Regions from separate parts of the Homo sapiens genome. Here region 1 is linked to region 2. A link is a contact called in ENCODE Hi-C or POLR2A ChIA-PET data. All regions are on one chromosome and are shown on one strand. The core of a region is the stretch at or near the end of the contact, and the rest is flanking DNA. Distances in the headings are between cores, read along the strand shown. Region 1 holds the start of SPATA20 (spermatogenesis associated 20). Region 2 holds the start of ACSF2 (acyl-CoA synthetase family member 2).

Region 1 (7,569 bases), core at 5,070-7,569, 120 kb after region 2:
CCGATCCCCTCAGGAACCGTCCTGTCCCGAAGCCAGCCCTGGGATCTGACTCCCATGCTCTCCTCCTCTGAGCCCTGGGGCAGGACCCCAGTGCTGCCTGCTGGGCCCCCCACCACAGACCCCTGGGCCCTGAACTCTCCCCACCACAAACTCCCCAGCACTGGGGCTGACCCTTGGGGAGCCTCCCTGGAGACCTCCGACACACCTGGTAAGAAGAGGGCCAGAGAGTGTGAGTGAGGAGCTGGGGGACTTCCAGGCAGGGCCAAGGGGCAGCAGATACTGTTTGTGTTAGGAGGACAGCTTCTCTGGAAAGGGGTCAGACCAACACCTGCCCTTTTTGTCAACCCATCTCCTCTTCCTCTCTCTCTTCCGAGGTGGTGCCTCGACCTTTGACCCATTTGCCAAACCTCCAGAATCCACAGAGACCAAGGAGGGGCTGGAGCAGGCCCTGCCCTCTGGGAAGCCCAGCAGCCCTGTGGGTGAGCAGGGCAAGGGGATGGTGAGGCTCTGGGGAATGAGGGGCCCACCCCGAGCAGCCTCTGTCCTCTTCCTCCCACGTCGGGCGCCAATCCCTTTCCCCACCAATTAGCTCTAGCATTTCTATTCCAGAGCTGGACCTGTTTGGAGACCCCAGCCCCAGTTCCAAGCAAAATGGCACGAAGGAGCCAGATGCCCTGGACCTGGGCATACTAGGGGAAGCACTAACCCAGCCAAGCAAAGAGGCCCGAGCTTGCCGGACTCCCGAGTCCTTCCTGGGTCCCTCAGCTTCCTCCTTGGTCAACCTTGACTCGTTGGTCAAGGCACCCCAGGTTGCAAAGACCCGGAACCCCTTCCTGACAGGTAAGATATGCCCTTGTCCCTCAACCCAGGGGCTCCTGCTTTCAGAGCCTAGCCTCCGCCGGAGGAGCCCACTCTTCTTCCCAACTTCCACGACCTCCCGGTGTAGGGCTCTGAACCCCGGGTCACTCAAAGCCACTCTCGTTCTGCAGGTCTCAGCGCTCCGTCCCCCACCAACCCGTTCGGCGCGGGCGAGCCGGGCAGGCCGACGCTAAACCAGATGCGCACCGGCTCGCCGGCGCTGGGCCTGGCAGGCGGGCCTGTGGGGGCGCCCCTGGGCTCCATGACCTACAGCGCCTCTCTGCCCCTCCCGCTCAGCAGCGTGCCAGCTGGCTTGACCCTCCCCGCCTCGGTTAGCGTCTTCCCGCAGGCCGGAGCCTTCGCACCGCAGCCGCTGCTGCCCACGCCGAGCTCAGCCGGGCCGCGGCCCCCGCCCCCGCAGACCGGCACCAACCCCTTCCTCTGAGCCCCGCCCCGTCCCATACCGGCCTGCGCCTGCGCCGGACGCTCCGCGGCCCCGCCTCCGGACCCGGGGCTGGGCGGGGCGCCGGTGCTAGTGGAACGCCGAGCCAGTGGCGGCTGGTATCCCGCGGCGGCTCTGGAAGCTGGACGCGGACCACGGCCCGGGAGCTAGAAACTGAACGCCCGCATAATAAAGACTGGAACCCTCGTTCTCAGCTCTCACCAAGTGGACTTTTTGCGGGGTGTGGCGGCCGGGTCTCGACCACAGCGTGGATCACCGGCTGTTTAGGAAACTGCAGCTGCACAACGTGGGGTGCAAAACTGCCCCGCTTCCTTTACAGCTCTTCTCAACCCTCACCTCCATCCCCCGTCACCCAGGCACCTTCGCTTCCAGATGCTGCCAGGCTGTCACTCAATTCGGTCATTTCATTCATTTATCACACATGGGCACTGGGGTTGGGCTAACAGCAAGAGACAATAGGCCTTTGTTCCTATTTATTGGGTACTGCTTACGTGCTAAGCAGATCAGTTTATTTAATGCTTGCAACGACTCTCTGAGGTAGAAAATATTGTTAATTCCGTTCAGGATCCCGGCTACATAATCTGTGGGGCTCAATACAAAATAAAAATGTAGGGGCTCCTTGTTCAAAATCGTATGAAGAATTTCAAAACAGGGACAACAGAGCATGAAACCAAGCGCAAAGCCCACTGCAGTGCGATTGCACAGGTATCTCACCTTGCAGCCGGCACTACTCCCATTTTTCAGGCAAGGAAACCGTGGCTCAGAGAGGTTGAATGGCATGCTCAAAGTCACAAAGCTGGCATGGGGCGGGGCTGGAACTCAAGAGTCAGACAGTCTGGCTCCAAGGCCTGGAGATCCCAGGCTGGGCCCCAGATTTAATTCAGCAAATATTGACTGACTGCTGTGGACAAAGTGCTGGGCTCACCTTGGAGGGATCCAACCTCCAGGAGCTCGAGCGCAGCAGGGTAGACAAGCCAGGGGCACGTGATGCGGCTGTGGCAGAAGCCAAGTGCAGGAGCTCCCAGGCTCCTTTGTTTTACTGAGTCACCTTAAATGTAACTCTGCCCTCTCCCTTGCTTCGCCAAGGCTAGCGAGAAACTCAGTCTTAGCCACACAGGAGGAATCGGACCCCTTCTGGGGGTTTATGTGGAGTCTGGGAAACCAAGGGTGGGGTGAGGCCTGGTACTCAATCCAGGAGGGGCCCCTATGACCACCCTCGCCTGTTTTTCTTCTCAATGCTCCCTGATCACTGGACCACTGGACACTGATGTGTCCTCAGTGCTTGGGGTCTGGCTCTGCAGGCAGCCTGCAGCCAGCCTCCATCCCCCTTTCAGGGACAAATGGCCTTCCACCAGAGTCGGTGAGTGGAGAGGCACAATGCCACTCCCCTTCCTGAGGTGGGGGTAGGGGAAGGGAGTCCCACAATGCAGTTACAAACAGGATGGACAAGAACACCTGCTCAGGAGTCAGACTTACAGGGTTCAAAGTTCTGCTCCAAGGTTTGACCCTAACAAGAATCACTTAGTAATAAGTGGTTATGCTCTGTGACCTTGAGTAAATTACTTACCCTCTCCATGTCTCTGTGCCTGCGTTTCCTTACTTGTCAAACGGGATCAGAAGTTTCTTCCTTGTGAGGTTACTATGTGGATGTCCCCAGGCGTGTCCATTCAGCTCAGAGTCCACCCTCTTCAAAGACTGACCATGAGGCACGAACCCATCATGGCTTTCACTCCTGGTTTTGCCAGGCAATACCCAGAGTCCAGCACCCATCTATTAATATCTTCTGCTGCACCCAAACCTGGGATGTTCCATCCTTCTTGGCCCCTGATCCACCCTTTGTGGCCCTGCCACCCAGGCTCTCTTCTTCTAAACTGGATCCCCCCGAGGACTCCCAAGGGGAGCTGTTTTGTTTCCCACAAAAAAAGTTGGCAGCCTTGCTTCCTGCCTCCCTCCTTATAAGACCCCTCCTGCTAGGAGGTTGGTGCCATAAGTCATTCTGTCTCTTCCCTGCCTGGGGCTGCCACTCCACCTCACTTTTGGGATGCTTCGGTCTTGGCTCATGGTCTTCTCATCCAGCTCTTACCTCAATTTCAAGTCGCTCCATTATCCAAGGACCTTATGGCCCCTTGACCTCTCAATGACCCTCACCATGGTCACACTTGGAGGTTTGTCATCACCCCAGATTCCTCTACATTCAAGGCAGGCTTCTGGCTCTCTGAGCTTAACCTCATTCCTTCTAGCCAGAACATGTTCTTTGGAGCACCCACTGGACCCTCCGGCTAGCCAACCCTTCCAACAACCCGCCACACCCCACATTCTCAGAGTCACCCAGGACCACCATCTCTTCTATCCTTGATGGCGTCCACCACTTTCTCTCAAACGAATCCTTCCCATCGAAATGTGTCTTAATTAGCTCCATCCATCTTGACAGTGTCTTCCCATCTATCCTCTCATGTCAAGCACCCATCATCTCTCTCTGTCTCCCCTCCCTTTCCTCTTCCTCCTCAGCCGACTCGGCAACTTCTGCTCTCAGCCTGACTTCACTAGAACGACGCCCACTAAGCACACCAATGGCCTCCATGTTGCTGAAGCCAGTGGACATTTTTCTGTCCCAGCCAGGCTGGCCCCTCAGGAGTCTGACATGTAGGCACTCTGTCCTTCATCTCTGGGGTGCTGTCCTTTGCACCCTGGCTGCTTCCCTTCTGTGTCTTTCTTTCTTTCTTTCTTTCTTCTTTTTTTGAGACAGAGTTTCGCTCTTGTTGCCCAGGCTGGGGTGCAATCATGAAATCTCGGCTCACCGCAACCTCCGCCTCCCGGGTTCAAGCGATTCTCCTGCCTCAGCCTCCCGAGTAGCAAGGATTACAGGCATGCGCCACCATGCCCGGCTAATTTTGTATTTTTAGTAGAGATGGGGGTTTCTCCATGTTGGTCAGGTTGGTCTAAAACTCCTGACCTCAGGTGATCCACCCTCCTCGGCCTCCCAAAGTGCTGGGATTACAGGCGTGAGCCACCATGCCCTGCCTCCATCTGTGTCTTTCACAGGCTTACTTAAGCCTGGACCTGAGCCCTCTTCTCTGCTCCTCTGCATGGTCTCCCTGGATCAGCTCCACACCCACATGGTCTCAACAGTCAAGACCCCCAATCCTCTCTCCTGAAGCCTCTCCTCTGTCCTCCAAGCAGTGTCATCTCTGCCTCCATGTGCACATCTCAAACCCACAGGTCCCACAATGAACCCCATGAGTTGTCCCCCCACCCCCACCCCATGCCCTCTCTTGAGGGAACGGCCCCACCTTGCAAGTCACCCTGGACACCGCCTTCTTTGTCGCCGCCCATCCTGACGACGTTTCCTCCTTGACCGACTTCCAGCCCATCCCTTTCTCTGCATCTCTGCTCCCCCATCTCCCCCTGGGTGCTGCTATAGCCTCCTATCTGCCCCTGCTTTCACTCTTGCCCCTTTCCAGTTCATTCTCCACTGGGAAGCTGGTGGGATCTTTCCAAAACGCAGATCTAACTGGTAACCCTCCTGACTAAAGCCTTTCAATAGCTTGCTTCTACTGTCATCAAAAATCCCCTTCTCTGGCCAGGCACGGTGGCTCACACCTGTAATCCCAGCACTTCGGAGGCTGAGGCAGATGGATCGCTTGAGGTCAGGAGTTTGAGACCAGCCTAGGCAACATGGCGAAACCCCGTCTCTACTAAAAATACAAAAATTAGCTGGGCATGGTGGCGCGCTCCTGTAGTCCCAGCTACTTGGAAGGCTGAGGCACAAGAATCGCTTAAACCTAGGAGGTGGAGGTTGCAGAGAGCCAAGATCCACTGCACTCCAGCCTGGGCAACAGAGTGAGACTCTGGCTAAAAAAAAATGGGGTCGGGTATGGTGGCTCATGCCTGTAATCCCAGCACTTTGGGAGGCCAAGGCAGATGGATCACCTGAGGTCAGGAGTTCGAGACCAGCCTTGAACCCAGGATGCGGAGGTTGCAGTGAGCCGAGATCACACCACTGCACTCCAGCCTGGGTGACAGAGCGAGACTCTGTCTCAAAAAATAAAAATCCCCTTCTTACAGTTCACGAGTGTCTCCAAGATCTTGCCTCTGCCCTCATCTACTGCCTGTCTTCCCTCTTTCTGCAGTTGCTCAGCCCGGACTCACTGACAAGCCACGGGACCTTTGCACAAACTGTACCTCTGCCTCCTTCCCCAGCACTCCCCCTGAGCACCCTCCAAGTTCCTTTCTCTCGTTCTCCATGGCTTCACAAATGTGATTTCCTCAGGGAAGCCTTCATCCTTTGCCCCTTCCACCAGATCAGGTCACTTGTTACGTTATACCCTCACGGACTTGTCACGTGGGTGTTTATCGGTATGGCTGTCGAATTAGCATCTGCCGCTCTCAACAGACTGTGAGCCATGTGAGGGCAGGAGCCTTGTTTCTCTCTGCCCACCATTGTATACTCAGTGCCTTGCAGAGTGGCAGGCGGCAGGCACTTAATAAATATTGGCTGAATGTAGCCAATGAGGCCATGTGTAACCTATGAGACATAAAATGGGCTCATCAGTATTATTTAAGGAAGACTTCCTGGAGTGGGTAGGATTTGAGTAGGACCTAGAGACGAGGAGGCTGCAAAAAGCAAACCTTGTTAGCTGGTGGACCTGGCCAAGGTACGCCTTCGCCTTGGATCTCATTTCTCATTTGTAAAATGGGCAGGGGTTGGACAAAATGAGCTGAAGCTCTGGCATCCCATGTCCCTAGCATCTCCCAGCCCTAGATCCCACAACTCTCCCTATTCCCTTGAGAAGGGCTGTCCTCCCCAGGCAGGGGCAGAGCCCAGTTTTATGCACAGAATGGGTCCTCCCAAGGCTCGGGTGCCTGATCTGCAATTCTGCGCTCCGCCGCAGGGCGACGCTCGGAGACCAGCCACACTGTCCCAAGTCCCGGCGAAGACCCGCCCGCGGCTCCGTAGGTGCCCGGCCCGCCCCTCGCAGCCTCCTGACTTCCCTTCCTGTCCTCAGCGGCCGGGCCCACGGCCCCGAGCAGCCATGCTGGGCGCGCGGGCCTGGTTGGGCCGCGTCCTTCTGCTGCCCCGCGCCGGTGCAGGCCTCGCCGCGAGCCGCAGGTACGGGCGGGCGAGCGGGCCCCTAGGGCACTCCCTGCGCCTGCCTGCGGGCCCAGTGGAGGGTCTTCCGGACACCGGTCCCCAGTGCCAGTCTGGACCACCCCTGCATGCCTGGCCCTTCCCCCACCCCACCTCCGGTCTGCTCCTGAGACCTGGCTCTGGCTGTAAGGCCCTCCTCCCCTCCTCTCCCGTCCTCATCCCTTCCCTCCTCTCCCCTTCCTTCCAGTGCAGTGCCAGCTCCTCAGGGACTGTTCTGACACTGCTTCCAGGAAGCCTTCCTTGCACCCCAGTGCTGGATGCTGGGTCAAGGGCCTTTCTCCAATAGTACCCTGTGCCCTGTCACAGTCCTTTATTGCTGCATGGACCTTTCGTTATTTAGGTCTGCCTGCAGTCCCACTTCCAGGCTGAACTCCCTGAGGTCTCTGATTCCCTAGGTGTCCTGGAGTCTGGCCCAGGACCTGGCCCCACAGGAGTCCCAGCAGGTGGGCGCTGAGTGAGGGAGTCCCCATGTCTGGTTTCCTCTGTTTGTCCCTCACCTGGTCGAGTCCCAGACCCTACTGATCTTGGCCTGTCCAGCCACCAACAGTAGGCTGCCTTCCAGTGGGGCCACACCCAGGCCTGCCAGAGAGATGCCTCCAAGCAGCTGCTCCAGGAAGGGCCGGGGGAGGGGCCTGGGGAGGGGTAAGAATGGAGCCCCAAGAACCATTCTGCCCATTGTGACCCGCCCTGACCTCACAGCCATCCTTCCCACCGCCAGGCCCAGGAGGTTGGGGGAGACTAACCTGGCAAGGAGCCCCCAATGAGCCACCTCTCCTCACCCCCCAAAAAACATAAGGGGGAGCACAAAGGCCACAGTCTCCCCCATGGTTCAGAAAGGTGGGTTGGGCTGGGAGCAGGGGTCCTACTGGGGTGCTGAGTGAAATGGAGCAGGTGCTGGGGGGCCTGGGAGAAGGTGGGTGGAGGCCCCTGGCTTGCCTGATGCACCAGTCCTCGCCAGGGGTAGCTCCTCCCGGGACAAGGACCGAAGTGCGACGGTCAGTAGTTCAGTGCCCATGCCTGCTGGAGGGAAAGGAAGCCATCCTTCATCTACACCCCAGAGGGTCCCCAACCGCCTGATCCACGAGAAGTCACCATACCT
Region 2 (7,049 bases), core at 2,636-5,135:
GGGACTACAGGCGCCCGCCACCACGCCTGGCTAATTTTTTATATTTTTAGTAGAGACAGGGTTTCACTGTGTTAGCCAGGATGGTCTAGATCTCCTGACCTCATGATCCGCCTGACTCGGCCTCCCAAAGTGCTGGGATTACAGGTGTGAGCCACCGCACCAGGCCAAAAAGAGCTTTTTTAACAAAAGCCTGTTCTCTGCCCTCACTCTTCCTCCCACTGCTATGCCCCAAAGAAAAGCTTTTTTAAAAGTTGTGGAAAAATAGACATAAATAAAATATATCATTTTAGCCATTTTTAAGGTTATGGTTCAGTGGCATTAAGTATATTCACATTGGTATACAACCATTACCACCATTCATCTCCAAAAACCTTTCACCTTCCTAAACTGAAACTCTATACCCATTAAACAAATAATAACTCCCCATTCCCCCACCACACCCCCAACCCCTGGCAACCACCATTCCACTTTGTCTCTAAGAATTTGACTACTCTAGGTGTCGCATATGAATGGAATCATACAGTATTTATTCTTTTGTGTTTGGCTTATTTCACTTAGCACAATGTGTTCAAAGTTCATGTGGACTGTAGCATGTGTGGGAATTTCCTTCCTTTTTTGAAAGCTGAATAGTATTCCATTGTATGGATCTACTGCATTTGTTTATCCATTCAATCATTGATGAATATTTGGGTTGTGTCTGTCTTTTGGCTATTGGGAACAATTCTGTTGTGAACATTGGTACACAAATGTTTGTTGGAGTCCCGACTTTCAATTATTTTGGGTATATACCCAGAAGTAGAATTGCTGGATCATATAACTCATTTTTAATTTTTTGAGGAAGCACCATACCATCCACTGTGGTGGCCCCATTTTACATTCCCACCACCCAATGCACACGTGTCCAGTCTCTCCACAACCCCACCAATACTTGTTATTTTCTGTTTTTTTGCGGGTGTTCTTTTTTTTTTTTTGAGACAGGGTCTTGCTCTGTCACCCAGGCAGGAGTGCAGTGGTGTGATCTCAGCTCACCGCAGCCTCAAACTCTTGGGGTCAATATATACATACATACATACATATATATATTTATTTGGTGAAATATCTATTTAAGTCCAAAGAGAATCATTTGAACTATTGTAACGATTTCTGATTTATCTTCTTCTGCTACTTGCCTCTAAATGACATACTTATTTTGCCAGTTTTAGATTTTCTGTTTGATAAATGGGTACTTGCACCCCATCTCTCCTCCCTAAGTGCTGGTACTATAGTTTTATTATTATTTTTGTACATAATGACATACCCTTTTTTTTTATTTTATACTCTCCCCCACCCCTTCCCTCTCAACTACTATCAGATGTAACTTCCAAAGTTAGTGATACTTACATTTACATTCTATTCTGTAACTGTGACTAGGTCTTCTGTAGGTTGATGTTATGAAAGAAAAAAAATCAATAAATGGTGTTTACATTTTGAGCCTGCTTTTGAAGCACAGAAGCAAGACATGGGCAAAGGGGCGGGAATAAGGGCTTTCTCATGGTAGCCAATGGCATGAGCCAAATTACAGGGACCATAAATCATGCAAGTCACATGCAGCATAAAGGAGATGTGATGGCTCAGGCAGAAGGCCCCTTGGGGAGCAACGGGGAATTTAATTGGTTAAAGGGAAGGGAAGGGAAGCTGGAGAGCCTGGATGGCCCACTGCCCTGCTCCCCACTTCCTTATACTAGCCAAAGAATGCGGGTCAACGTGATTCCCCCACCATGACTCACGGACTTCCACCAGCCGTCTTGACTTTCTCCCAGCCCTCCTCCCCATCCACAGAACCAGTGCCTACCAGGGCTTTGCACAAATAAAACAATTCTCCCTCCTAAAAAAGGTTTGCAATTCCTACACAGAGGAAGGTCTTAGAGTGAAGACACAAGAGGAAGGAGAGGATGGAAAAAGAAACAATCACTGAAAACTGGCCGACTACCAGTTCTGTGCCACCTACTCAATTCTTACCCAGCCCTCTGCGTGAAGTTGGTATTATTATCCCCATTTGACAGATAACGAGGCTGGAGAGGCCCCGTGACTTGCCCAAAGCCACAAAGAGACTACTGGCAGAGCTTTGGCCTATGTTTAAGAAGCTGAACCTCTTTGGGATTCAGTTTCTTCATCCATAAAAACAAAGACACATTCCAAGCCATGCCTGTTCCTTGCAGGGTGTTTGTGAGGGTCAGAGAAAATGTCCTTGAAGAGCCTGGCATGTACAAGATACCCTGAAACTGATGGCTATGATGCCACGGCCTGTGCACCTAGGAAGAGTCAGGAAAGCCCAGTGTCTTGAAAAGCCGAGGCTGGAGCAAAGTTCAAGGAGGAACTCACTTCTCTCCCACTCTAGGACTGACCCTCAAACTAGCCAGAAGAGTGGAAGGACCTACAAGATCAGTACCCACCCCACACTTCATAGGCCAAGAGAGGGACAGTGGTTTACCCAGGGTCACCCAGCATGCTAGAGGCTAAGCCTGCCAGCCACGGCTGGGAACCCAGACTTGTGAATGCCCCAGCCCTCCACATTCCCTGGTCCGCTATCAAAGACAGTTAGTCTAATTAGGAAAGCACACCCTTGCAGGCCCAGCCTCCGGTGATCTCTTTGTTCCTCTGTCTCTTCCTGCCCCAACCCCACAGAAACTGAAGTGTGGGGACCCTCCCTAGGAACCGGGGTTCCAGGGAGGATTTGAGGTCACGCTCAAGATCATAAAGAGGCCCAGCATGGACTCCTTCTCATGACCCAAGTGGAGCCAGAGTTCCCAGATAAGGGCAAAGGTCACCTCAGGCCAGGCTCCACTCTCAGCCACCCCTTCTGCCTGGCAGGGTTTACTTCATCTCCTCCAGTCAGGAGAGGGGAGGTCACACTGCCAGGGCCTTTGCCCCATTCTTCTCCAGCTCCTTCTCTAGAGGAAGAGTCATGGCTAGGCCGAGGCAGTGTGGACCTGGAACAGGTATAAACTGTGCTACTCTTTGGTGCCCAGTGCCACTTTTCCTAGCCAGGACCAGAGCTATCACCTTCTCTGTCCCGCAGCTCTGCCCAGGTCTTAGTACCCCACTCACCCCTGGGCCTCAGGAACCCTAAGGAGGGGCATAGGGTTGCTTTCCATTCACACCTGGGGCAGCACAGGGAACTGTGCCACAGGCCCCAAGACAGGCAGATGGAGGATGAAATACACAGGTCCCAGTCCCTGAGGCCACCTTACGTGTCCGGCCCCCAACCCTGTGCAGAAGGTCAAGGCAGAGGCGCCGAGGAGGGATGGGAGGATGCCTCCTGTGAGATGGGGTACAACTGGTGTTCCTTCTGAAGCTGACATCTGGCCTCAGCTGGGACTCTGGCGCCAGCGGGCCCGCAGGGGGCTCACCCGCGACACCCTTTGTTCTGGCTGCCTCCCCAACCCCGCGGGGCCCTCTGCTCCAGCTGGCATGCCTCAAGGACGCTTCGCGCCTGCTCCTTTGGCCCCCGGCTCGCAAGTAGCGGGGCCAGCACGTGACCCGAGGGGGCAGGGGATGGATGGATCTTGACCTTGCCATCTGGCCCCTCACGGATGTGCTGCTGGCTCTCCCTCTAGGAAATCAACAAATTTTTGCGCTTCTAACATCCAGGCCCCTGAGGATGGTCGCGAGGAAGATCTGTTTCGGACTGCAGCTGGGGCCTTCGGATCCAGAGGAAACCAGGGCTATTCTTCGAGGGTGGGAGGGGGAGGGCCGCGGGGTCGGAGGGGAAGGTGGCCCCGCGCGAAGTCGCCGCCGCCGCGCCCCGCCCCGCCCCGCCGGCGGAGACCGAATCCGCCGCACCCCATAGGCAGAGGCCACCCTCCCCGCCTCCCCGCCCGCTGCGCGCCCGCCCCGCCCCGGCTCACTTTAAAAGTTTACTCGGGCCGGGACGCAGGGCAAAGCGAGCCATGGCTGTCTACGTCGGGATGCTGCGCCTGGGGAGGCTGTGCGCCGGGAGCTCGGGGGTGCTGGGGGCCCGGGCCGCCCTCTCTCGGAGTTGGCAGGAAGCCAGGTTGCAGGGTGTCCGCTTCCTCAGGTACTGGCCCCCCGCGGGAAGAGAGGGGGCGGGGCAGTTCCCCGGGAGAGGAACTTGGAGGTCCCGGCGAGCTTCGGAAGCCCCACCTCTGGACGAGTGCACTGGGGGGAAGGTACCCGCCCCTCCCCCGCCCCCCGCCAGCACCTAGGCAATAGGAAAAGCTGGCTTGGCCTGGTGGACTTGGGTGGGGAGGGGGCTTTGGTTGGTGGCTGCAGTGACTTCGAGTTCTGGTCCAAGACTCTCGATTCCTTCTCCTTTATGGGCACAGAGGGCAAGGAGTGTGGGCTTTAAGGAGAATATTCCGATGGGGAGGGGCAAGGGCCAAGGCCTGGGCTGTACCCCCAGGACACTGCCTCTGAGTTGGAACCCCTTCATGGGCAAACTTGGGGATCAGCCCCAGTCTCCCCGACCCAGGCCACTAAACTTAGCAGTCTCCTGTCTCCTCATCAGCTGCTCACTAACATGGCTTTAATTCTTTGCTGCCTACTCCTGGGCCTATTTCCTTCTGTCCTCAGTGCAAGGGGTGGGATGGAAGCTGGCAGGCAGAGGATTTCAGTTCCCAGTAGCTTCACTGCCTCTGCAGCAGCACAGTAAGTAAAGCTGCCTTCCCGGTGTGACCAGTCCTTGGGAGGACCCCGTGAGATGGCAAATGTGAAAGTGCTTGAGACACAGAGAGCAGGCTGCCACTCATGTTATCAGGGCTGTTAGCTTCAGCAGCACCACTGGGGAGCCCTGTGCACTACTGAGCCTGTCCTACCACTCAACTCGGCCAGATACTAAGTCTATGGTCAGGACAGCACTTTCAGCAACATCAGATGGGGTGTGGGCCTGGACATGGAAAAGGGAGAAGTCAGAACAAAGCTGTGTCTCAGAGAACTAGATTTGTTTTTGTTTTTAAAAAGGCTAAGTAGGAAGAGTTGGAGGGACATGCAGACTCCTTTTTGGCTAGAACTCCAAGATCACACTTTCTGAACTTGCTGATTTCTGAATGCTAGAAAGCATGCAATGCCTTAACATCACTCTGCCTAATTTGCTGAGAAAACTAAGTGGATCAAGGCTGGTCAGTAGATGGGATTGAGATGAGGACAGTGGGGTCCTCTTCCCAGTGACCCTGGGAAGTCACTCACTACTTCCCAGGGTCTCCCTAGACAAGTTCGGCCCTCCCCTGACCCCCTAGTCTCTTAAGCCTCTCCTCTGGACTCATGGCTGCCCCCTCAGGCTGGGAGGACTCTGAGGAAAGTTACTTCCCAAAGTGTACATATTTTATCACACTAAATCAGGCCACAGGGGAAGTCTCTCAGCCTACTCTGGCTCAGGAGGCTGCCCAATAGAAAACAAACAAACAAACCAATAAATAAGTAATAAATCAGGCCACATGGCAACATTTCTGACCTTTGACTTTTTTTTATCTATAAACAAAACAGGTCACTTACCTGCTACAGCCCTGGGACCTCTGAGAGCACCAAGCTTCAGAGAAATTCTTATTGCTGTGTCAGGAGGAGACTCATTTATCCAGACAGATGATTTTCTGAGTGTTTGGCCTACTTTCTTTCTGCCCCTTCCACTCCCTTGTGCCTGCACCCTTATTGTCTGACTGTGATGGTTTTACCTGATTTCTCTCCTACTTTCCCCTTCAGAAGCCTCAGGGCTCAGGCCAGGCAAGGTGGTTTATGCCTGTAATCTCAGCACTTTGGAAAGCAGAGGTGGTAGGATCACTTGAGCCCAGGAGTTCAAGGCTGCATTGAGCCGTCATCATGCCACTGCACTCTAGCCTGAGCAGCAGAGCAAAACCTAGACTCAAAAAATAAAAATAAAGGCTGGGTGGGTGGCTCATGCCTGTAATCCCAGCACTTTGGGAAGCCCAGGCAGGCAGATCACTTGAAGTCAGGAGACCGGTTTGGCCAACATGGTGAAACCCCGTTTCTACTAAAAATACAAAAATCAGCCGGGCGTGGTGGCATGTGCCTGTAATACCAGCTACTAGGGTGTCTGAGGCAGGAGAATTGCTCCAACCTGGGAGGCGGTGGTTGTAGTGAGCCAAGACTGCACCTCTGCACTCCAGCCTGGGTGACAGAGGGAGACTCCATGTCAAAAATAAATAAATAAAAATAAAGGCCAAGCATGGTGGCTTATGCCTGTAATCCCAGCACTTTGGGAGGCTGAGGTGGGCGGATCACTTGAGGTCAGGAGTTAGATCAGACTGGCCAACATGGAGAAACCCCATCTCTACTAAAAATATAAAATTAGCCTGGCGTGGTGGCACATGCCTGTAATCCCAGCTACTTGGGAGGCTGAGGCAGGAGAATTACTTGAACCTGGGAAGCGGAGGTTGCACTGAGCTGAGATTGCACCACTGCACTCCAGTCTGGGTGACAGAGAAAGACTTCATCTCAAAAAAATAAAAATAAAAATGAAAAAAGAAGCCTCAGGGCTGAAACCATCAGCAAACATTCCTGAGAACAGATTCTGCGTCATGCTAGCACATGCTGTGCATATAGAGGCCACAGAACTCAGTCCTCACCCTGCCAGGAACTTGCAGCCTCGTAGGAGGAGAAATAAATCAAGGTGAGCACTATTCGGTGTTGCAAGTGCCATGGTGAGGAATGCGCTTGGACTTTCGTCCTCTGTTTTCTCCGATCTGCTCACACACAGCCTGCTTTCCTGTTGCCCAACACCCAGGCCTATTACTTACCAGACCCTGGTTTTGCCTGAGAGAAAAGAGCAAGGGCTTTGAAGTTAGACTATCCTGGATGACAGCCCTGGGTCCTCTCCCTGTTGGTTGTATGACCTCGGGCATGTTATCTAACCTCTGAGCTAGTTAGTTCATTACTTACTACCTTCTTGCTGTGTTGTTGGGCTGATGAATAAAACAAGCTTGCTCTTGTTCTCAGCCTTTCCTTTGAGGCAGGGCTGATCCCTGGAAACCCTTGACTGGTGTCTGGGTGGGAATTCTGACTGATTTGAAAGTAGGAGAGGATCCCCTGATTGGTGG

The links. Hi-C counts contacts between places; a loop is a spot of excess contacts on that map. ChIA-PET counts read pairs that join two places held with the same protein, here RNA polymerase II (POLR2A). Pooled maps may share reads with other maps.
Region 1: a loop to region 2 is called in a pooled map, with 7 times the contacts of the local background. The contact joins the promoter of SPATA20 here to the promoter of ACSF2 in region 2. A Hi-C loop is called at or near these places in 1 of 168 maps with a recorded cell type or tissue (CD4-positive, alpha-beta T cell) and 8 of 50 pooled maps. POLR2A ChIA-PET finds 5 or more read pairs at or near these places in 3 of 52 experiments (Caco-2, HepG2 and activated CD4-positive, alpha-beta T cell).

The regions. Positions count from the first base shown.
Region 1 is chr17:50,540,855-50,548,423 of GRCh38, forward strand. It overlaps SPATA20 (spermatogenesis associated 20), which reads left to right and starts at 6,320. Exons shown (of 17, transcript NM_022827.4): 1 at 6,320-6,431; 2 at 6,866-6,913; 3 at 7,429-7,569. The coding sequence starts at 6,355. It overlaps EPN3 (epsin 3), which reads left to right. Exons shown (of 10, transcript NM_017957.3): 7 at 1-208; 8 at 375-479; 9 at 610-840; 10 at 990-2,896. The coding sequence ends at 1,303. RefSeq lists silencers at 1,026-1,465, 6,330-6,599 and an enhancer at 2,202-2,702.
Region 2 is chr17:50,422,333-50,429,381 of GRCh38, forward strand. It overlaps ACSF2 (acyl-CoA synthetase family member 2), which reads left to right and starts at 3,886. Exons shown (of 16, transcript NM_025149.6): 1 at 3,886-4,057. The coding sequence starts at 3,930. RefSeq lists an enhancer at 3,418-3,962 and a silencer at 3,699-4,018.